Regions from separate parts of the Homo sapiens genome. Here region 2 is linked to region 1. Evidence: chromatin loops called from intact Hi-C (ENCODE). Cell type or tissue: K562. All regions are shown on one strand. Links, peaks and the distances in the headings refer to the core of each region. The heading gives the core; the rest is flanking DNA.

The links. Hi-C counts contacts between places; a loop is a spot of excess contacts. Peaks named below come from ENCODE experiments on the same cell type or tissue, not always from the same donor. Only the 100,000 strongest peaks of a DNase experiment are listed, where the experiment ranks them.
Region 2: a loop joins it to region 1, with 2.2 times the contacts of the local background. A loop is called at or near these places in 1 of 110 quality-filtered maps.

What each region holds. Positions count from the first base shown.
Region 1 is chr12:71,234,568-71,238,974 of GRCh38, reverse strand. No RefSeq gene overlaps it. Among named protein-coding and RNA genes, the nearest start is that of TSPAN8, 79 kb to the right of the region's middle. In K562, for the core only: no CTCF peak of the experiment used is centred there; DNase peaks (open chromatin) are centred at 2,444 and 2,764.
Region 2 is chr12:71,297,556-71,301,962 of GRCh38, reverse strand. All of the region lies in intron 1 of LOC105369832 (a long non-coding RNA gene), which reads left to right. Among named protein-coding and RNA genes, the nearest start is that of LGR5, 140 kb to the left of the region's middle. In K562, for the core only: no CTCF peak of the experiment used is centred there; DNase peaks (open chromatin) are centred at 492 and 2,282.

The DNA.
Region 1 (4,407 bases), core at 168-4,167:
TCTTGCGAACAAATCAAGATTTGGTTAAATGACAAATCAAGCTCCCCACTGACCTATAGAAAAGGTGGTGAAAATTTTCCACTGTGGCCTTTGTGTGTCATAGTCTCCTTTGGCTGTTCCCCCATATCCCTCTTGCACATGACCTAACTCCTAATTGTTCATCTTCATTGTTGGTAAAATCTAGATTTCCCAAACAATAGTGCTAATTCACAAGAACAATCCCTCTATGTCCATCTGAACTTTATGGATGGGGGTGAGAGGGCTGGAACCAGTGCTTGAAGAAGGAAGAAAATTCTCAGAAAATAGGAAATGTCAAGTAGACATGAGAGGCAAGAATTCACAACCACTGACTTTGTGGAGCTTTGGGAAAATATTACAAATAAACTCAGTACAGCTTTGCATAAGGCAGTTACCATCCAGGAAAAGCATATTTGGGACAGAAGCTGTATTAGATAGGACAAATAATATAACAAAGAGACCCTAAATGGCAGTTGCTTATAGAACAAAGAAGTTCTTAGGCCTTTCTCATAATAGTGCTGGGTTTAACAATCCAGATTTGGGCATGTCTTTCATCCATGAAGACATTTAGTGATATGTTACCTTGTTGGTTTATTATTCCATACGGCATAGCCAAAGCTGATCATAGATAGCTTTTAAACTGTAAAAAGGGGAAGAAGTTGTCAGAAGCATATGTCCAGTGTCTTAAGGCCCAGATCAAAGGGGCACACATCACTTATGCACCAATCTGTTGGTGAGATGATCAAATAGTCATACCAAGCTGGAAGAAGCTCTGAGACATAGGGACTAGCTACACAGCCATGTATTCAACTCTACATCAATGATATATATATATCTCAGATATATATATAATATATATATATCTGAGATATATATATCATATATATCATATAATATATATATATCATATGTCAGAAAGCCTGTAAGTCTCCTGGGTTTGATTTCCAAAGGCCTGAGCAGTTAAGGGAACAGAGGGGATTTCTTATATAAATAAAATAGCAAGAATGCCAAGCACTGATAGCTGCCTACCTAATACATGTTTCCTCTGTCCTTTTAAGGAGAATTCCAATTATACCAGCTAAAACTACTTGCTGGGCACATACTCATCTCGTCCTGGGTGGTCATATGACACAATCTTGTGTTTAAGCCAATATATGGGAGCTACTTAGTATTTGCAGTTGAGTGGGCTCTTAACAAATGGACAAAAGAGGGCTTGGGGGTAAAGAGAGAGAAAGAGCTCCCTGACCCTACCAGCTTCCTGTCCAAATGTGTGTGTGTGTGTGTCTGTGTGTGTGTGTGTGTGTGTTTACCTGGACTGGAGATAGAAAAAAGAGGAGGAGGAGGGTGGATGGATAAAAGCATAGATATTGATAAGCCTACAATGGACATTTTCCATTTTACTTCCCCAGGATACTTTCTATCCTTCACCCTACCTGGTGCCTCAGGGGAGCTGATGCATATAAACTGCGTAAACAATTCTCTGATCCTCCATTTTTCTATTGGGTTTGGCCAGTAGAAGGCACCGGCAAGAGATCTGGAGAACAAGAAGAAAGTCAGGTCAGGGTATGTCTCCCAGGCCTTCACAGCTATGCTCTTCCTCAGAAAGCCACAGCTCCTCTGAGAGGGCACTCTCCACACAGCTCACTTTCTCAGTTCCTGGGCCACTTCCTCCCTTCATTCATTCAGGTTGCGGTGTAGGGTGGTGATGGCTCCCGATCTCATCTCTTGTTGCTTTTCCAAAACTCTTTCTATATTTTCTTTATGAAATTGTCTTAAATTATTCAACTGGAAAGTATCACTTGATTTATTCTAGAATGCTGGCCAGTCTGTTTCTGGAGAGTAGGGACCTGAGCCTTGCCTCCAGAATTAGAGTCCCAAGTAAAAAGAAGTAGAGACCATCTCAAAGAACGTACCATGCACCAAAGCAGCTCAGTCATATTATGTAGTGATAGGATGAGAAGGACCAGGAAGATAGGAAACAGTGGTATAATGCAAAGGTTAGAGTATAGAATCTGAACCAGACAGCCTGAGTTGGAATCCCAGCTCTGCCTCTTACCAGCTGAGGCAGATGTTTTACCTCTGTGCCTCACTTCCCTCATCTATTAAGTGGAATAATGATAGTACTTGTCTCATAAGATTACAGTCAAGATTAAATGAAATATACACATAAAACACAGCAGTTCTTGGGACTTTGTAATTAATTCATAACTCTAACCACCATAATAATTACTATGAAAGACCTAGGATCAGACAGGTTTCTGGTTTCTTCAGAGAATTTCTGTGTGGACAAATAAAATCAAGGGCATTTGCCCTTGTGATGAAGAGTGTGACTCCATAATTTAATATTCAACTGCTCACAGCTTTTAAGCTTCATCTCTCTCTCCTCCCCTTCTGCCCCACATCTGGACGAGCTGATAAGAAAGCCTCATGCTTTCAATTTTGGTACCAGCCAAACCACAATCGCCTGCCCTGTAGGAACTCTTGTCCCCTGCCCCACTCCTTAGCTATCATAAAAACCAAGGCCAGTCTCCTTTCTTTGCTCTTTCATTTCAGACTTTCTTGAGAGGCCTGCCCTGTTGTCCCCAGATACTTCAATTATGTGATTAATAAACATTTTTATACTCTTTTGATGTATGTGTGTGGCATCATCAGTATTGACATCCAAACTGCATGCGTTTGGGTGGGTTATGTCATCTGCTTCTGCAGGTGACACAACAGCCTTCCACTTGAAATGCCTTGTCACTAAAACTGCCTCTCTATCTCTCTACTTCAGACCCATCCTGGGACAAAACAAGGACACCTTGGGCTAACTTGGACTTATTCTCCTCTCTGTGGTAGATGGGCATCTCAAAAGTAGAAAATAAGTTGAATTACAGAAAATAAAGTTCCATTTCTTTCCTGTGTTGAATTATAGACTGACATTCATACCTACTCCATCAGATTACCTGATGATTCGGTCATATGCATGATCCATGTGAACAGCCTCCTACTAGTATGGCTTAGTCCAGGAGGCTCCCAAACCTTTGTGGATAGACATTAAAATTACTGAAGGAACTTTAAAAATATTAGAGATGCTGGGAGACTATAAAGTGACAGATTGCTAGCCAGGGACAGACAGATATGGAAAGGGGTAAATTAGGAACGTGTATGTTTAAAAGAAGTACCTCAGTTAATTCTAACAATTAGTCGGGTGTAGAACATATTGACCAGATTAATTTTGTAACACTGGATTATTTTAATGCCTAGCATATCTTGAATCAGGAACATTTGACACCAAGTATATACATTCTTTAATAGCCAAATGCTGAAATTTATTAGAATTAGGTCCCCAACTTTCCAGTTTTTTTTTTTTTTTTTTTTTAGTTCTCTGATATGAGCGAGAATATGTGATGTTTATCTTTCTCTGGCTGACTTCCCAAGAATATTCTGATCCCATCATTTGCATTTTGCCCTGTTATCCACATGGGCAGTTAGTACTAAACACACAAATTGATTGGAAATATGTTGAAGAATTAGGTCATCAATACAGAGAAATTTCAGACAGCAGAATAATAGTGACACAGCTGGGGGAAACCATGCAGTTTTCTTATGAATTAGCTAAATAGGAAAAAAAATCAATAATTAGTCCTTTATCCAATTCATACCGAATATTATTGGTAGAAATGATCAGCACAAAAGACAATGACAACAGTTAAAAGAACACATGGTAACATATGTTTGAGATGAAAACCTGACTGAAGAATTATGCTGATGCTCGTCTTGAAACATGCAAGTATTGAAAAGGAAAAAATTAAACTTGGCAGAAGTAATCAATACTAAATAAAACTGTGAACAGCTAAATTGGAACATGTTAAAATTTATGATTGCCTTCAAATTGACCGAAAAATCCAATCTTTTTTACTAAGTTTAATATGAATAATTTGACTCAAGACAATTGAATTTGGTACAAATAATGACCATAACAGAAAATTTGTAATTGCAGAAACTATAATCAGTAAGAATTTAATATGAACACTACCAAAAAAATCCCCACATTGAAAAACATTTTTATTTAAACCTTATGTGGAAAATAATTGATTCCAATGAAAAGAATTTCAGTAAATTAAAAGTCAAAATGGAAAAAAAATTAGAAATGTTTTAGTGCCTTGGGATACAAAAACTTTATCAAGAAATTAAAGTAGCTTAATAGAAATTAGAACTAAAAGTACTTTTTAAATGAGTATTTATCCATCTAAGTATAATTCTGATGCAATGCTTTCTACTCTTAAACCCAGGGGTCAAAAGATTCTCAGGTCAGAACATCCACAGAGCCAAAATGGTTGGGTCAAAACAAATGGCTCAACACTTCTGCACCCAAGTATCTATCGTGGAGTATCAAGAAAAGGATGA
Region 2 (4,407 bases), core at 200-4,199, 63 kb before region 1:
TTAGGAAGTCTCTGAGTGCATTTACTGTAAGGACTTGTATATGTTATGTTTCCTTTGTGGTAGGCCAAATGACATTAATTGATTAATTAATTAAACCTTTTATTCATAAATTCAATAAAGCCTATTTTGAGTATTGATACTGAAATAGCATTAGGAATAGAAAGATATGTAAAACAAACTCTCTGTCCAAGAGGAGATTATATGAAATGATTACATGTCATTAAGACAGCCATACTAAGAATGTTTACAAAGAAATGCCTTAGTGGACAGAGAACCATGGTAATTTTAGGTCCTACAAATTCTTTCTTGAGAAGAGTTCTATCACAAGATGTGCTGCAATGCTTGCAGACTGTGAACTTTTCTCTCTACCCTCTTAAACAGTGTCCTGAACTTCCATTTTCCTGCCCATATGTTTATATGGGTTCCCTGGTATCTTGAGATAAACACTGTTTCCCAATCATGACAGTCTTGGAGGTTCCGATTGGCAGCCACCATCACTGAACACTTTTTGTGTGACAAGTATCGTGCTAGGGGCCTTGCCTGCATTGTTATCATTTCACTCCTTATACTCCGTGAGGTAAACAACATCAGCCCCATTTCTGTAAATGAGGAAACTGAATTTCAGAAAGGGCAAGTCAACTTCTAGAAAGTGGCAGAGGAAGAGCCTCTAACATAAAGATGCTCATTTCCAAAGCCAATTCTTTCTACGCCAATTTATGACATTTGTCTTTTAGAGTCAAATTCTTCCTCTCTTCCATTATAGTGCTGTCTTTGGTTACTCTTGAAATGTTGATTGTTAGATAAGTCTTTCAGGCTGTGGCTATGTGACAAAAATATAATTGTTAGGAAGTATGCTGTTTCTATGTTTGTGGATGGCAGTGTGTTTTCACAAGAACTAGTTCCAGCCTGCATTCCACTTTTGTTGTTTCCTTTGTTTTTAAAGCATTTGTGTTTACTAGAATGAGGAGAATATTCCAGGTGGTCAGTAACTGGCTCTAGGTTATAGCCACAGGGTAGGTATTGTGAAATAGCAAAGAGAACTCCAATTTGCTGGTGGAAGAAGCATAGGTCCAAATTTTGAGTCTGTCACTTTCTTGATATGGATCCTTGTCAAAATCATTTACTCCCTAAGCCTCAGTTTTCTTATTTGTAAAATAATTCATGGTGGAACTTTAGATAGGTATCTCTCTATCCCCCATATGCATATGGCCATCTTTGGAATCAGTTTCTACCCAAAACTATCAATAGTGATCGCTTTGGCTGATACGATTATAGAATCACAGAATTGGGAGGAGCAGATAATGTATAATCTTTGGAGACAAATGGACTGAGGTCATTACTAGCTGAAGGATCTGAGGCAAACTGACTTTATTTCCTTGAGCCTCAATTTCTTTAAATGTACAATGAAGGAACTACAATACTACCTCATAGTAATCATAATATTGAATATTTACTGTGAGCTGGGAGCTGTTCTAAGCACTTTACATGAATTGATTGATTAAATCCTCATTACAACCCTATGAGGTCATTACTAATATAAATCCCATTTTGTAGATGGGGAAATTAAGACAGAGAGAGGTTTATGAAGTAGGAGAGTCAGAGGTTTATGAAGTAGGAGAGGCAAGAACCTTGGCAGCCTGGTTTTTGTTCCCAGGTTCTTAATAATTATGCCATAACTCCCACAGAACTCTGTTACATCTTAATTAAGAAAAATAAGTGAAGCCCTTAATACAGAGTAGGAGGAGACTCTGGTTGCCCTTCTGTGAAGAATGTTTTAAAAAGTATGACTCACATTCACATGCATTGGAATCACCTAGGGTGGAGAGGGAAGAGGAGTGGATTTGTCTGAAATGCTGATTCTTGTACTTCAATCTGGACTTACTGAATTCTGGGAATTCTACATTTTTTAAAACAAGTTGTCTGGCTGACTTTTTGTACACTAAATCTTGAGATATTCTATCCTTAGAATCACTCCAGTTCAGTTTGCTAACAATGCAGAAATCTTTTCATGGCATTGGAGACCAATTATTCCCAGGCTTTATAAAAGTTCCTGGTGACAGTGAACTTCCCCTCTCACAAGGCAGCTTATCCCGTTTTTAAAAACGTTTGGACTATTAGAAACATCTTCCTTGTAACTGAATAAAAGAAAAAAAAAAACACTTCTCTACTTAGTTTCTCTTCACATGATCAATTAAGCCTTCTGAGTCACAGAGATTATCAGCATAGGAAGGCACCGGCAAAGCCACCGTGGGAGTGTATGGGACCTGGAGATGAGATATGTTCATGAGCCCGGCATGAGGAACACAGTCTCCAGGGTCAACAGTGACCCATGAAGGAGGTCCTCAAGATGATATCTGTCCCAGCACAGTGACAGGAAGCCTTCGGAAGGATCAAACTCAGAAATCCCAGGCAGGAGGCAGGCAGGTGGCAACATCGTCAGGAAGGTGATCAAAGCATGGAGAACAAACAAGAGCTCAGATGCTGAAATGGGAAATGGGGAGATTGGTCACAGGGGCGAGTCCATAAAATTAATGTGAGATCACCAACAATTTCACTTGGCCCCGACACAACTGAGTTGTTGCAACTAAATGTGACATCCAAATGTGTCACAACTAAATCAGGGTTATTTGGGCTTTCCTTTAGTAGGAACAGGATTCATGTCTCCAGATAGTGTGCATTAGAGATGTTTAATGACAATAAAAATGGTAGTCAGATGGTCCTATTCGTGGAAATAGCAAGATAGGGAATGGGGCACATTTTCTACATTCAGTTATTAAAATATTCAAGGAAAGCCTTTCCTTCTCCAGCCTAAACATTTCAAGTTTTTTCAGCTGTCCAGCATAGGAGCATAGCATTTGGTTTCTGGAGATTCTTCCAATTGGCAGGAGTCATCATCAGATGCTGCAGCTTTTCAATATCCCTCTTAAATGTGGTACCTAGAGCTGATCACAGGGCACTGATATGGCACAACAATGCTAAGTGCAGCAGGCCCTCTTTCTTGTTCTATGTGTTACACCAAAACTAATAGCCACTTCAAACCACTTTCTAATTAGGCAGGCTGCGAATTGTAAATAGCACACTTCAGCTAAGGTAGCCTAAGATCACATTAGCTTTTCCAGCAGCCAGTCATGCACTTGGCTTGTACCAAAATTTCTGTCAGTAAAATCCCTGAAACTTTGTCATATAAAGTAGCACTAAACTGAGACAACGTTGGCTTGTATTTGCACAACTGAGTGTTTAAACCGAAGTGCAGGATTTTACATTTGTCTCTGCTAAATTCCATCCTATTAGTTTGGGCCAAATAGTCAAACCTATAGAGATATATTTTAATTCTATTTCTGTCATCTAACATATTTAGCTAACCCTTCCATTCTTGTGCCATTTAAAAATAGTACCAACCCTTCTATGTCATCATCCAAGTCATTAATAAGAAATATTTAACAGAAATAAGCTTGTTCTGTATTCCTAGGATCTTCCTCAAGATGACATTACTGTATTTGTTAATATCGTCTTAGGCACCTACTATATGCCAAATGCCATACTATGTCCTGGGGATAACAGTATAAACATGGACTAGTTACTGTTCTCAAGAGATTCACAGCCTAATGAAGAAGACAATAAATTAGTAGACCAATGCAATGCTGTGTGATGAGGGCTGTAATAGAGGGATATACAAGGGATAATGGTAAAATCAGGACTTTGGTAGAATAATCATAGAATAATGAAAATCCATTTGGAGTGAAGCAGAGCTAAATAGTTTAGAAACACTTGTCTCATTTACTTCCAATCTTATGAGCCTTTGTTAAAAAAACACTCTTATGCAATACTTAAAAAATTACCACTACTGTGTTTTTATTAACCATTAAGTTGAAGGCCCAGCTATGGTATGCTGCTGTCAACTCTGCTTTTTTATTGTGCCTGGATGTTCTTACCAGCTAGTTAAAAACAACCACTTATTGCCCTCCTGTGAAGAATATTTTTGACCCTTTTTCTTTTACATAACTTATCTATGCTTCCCTTATCTCCTCAATTCTGCCCCCATACCGATGATGAAGGACACTTTACTCAGACACAGATGGCAACAATTAGCTGTTTCCATTTCAAATTACAGTTGTGTCTGTGTGTGTGTTCTTGAAATGCTAGTGCCTGCAGGGGCCCACCCTACCGTCTTGTTTAGCCTAAGTTGGGTTACGATGCCAAAGCCAGTATAGAATAGTTCTAATCGGGTCTCCCACACAAAACAAAATAGTTAGAAGACTAGGTAGCCTGCTGCGCCTCACACACTCAACACAATCAGGCCCAGAATCTTGCTTCAAGATTCCATGGAAAATATTAGTTATTTTTATGTACACAAGTCAGTTCTGAATTAGTTTAGACATGGATTTTTTTTAACTATAAAATAAGGCT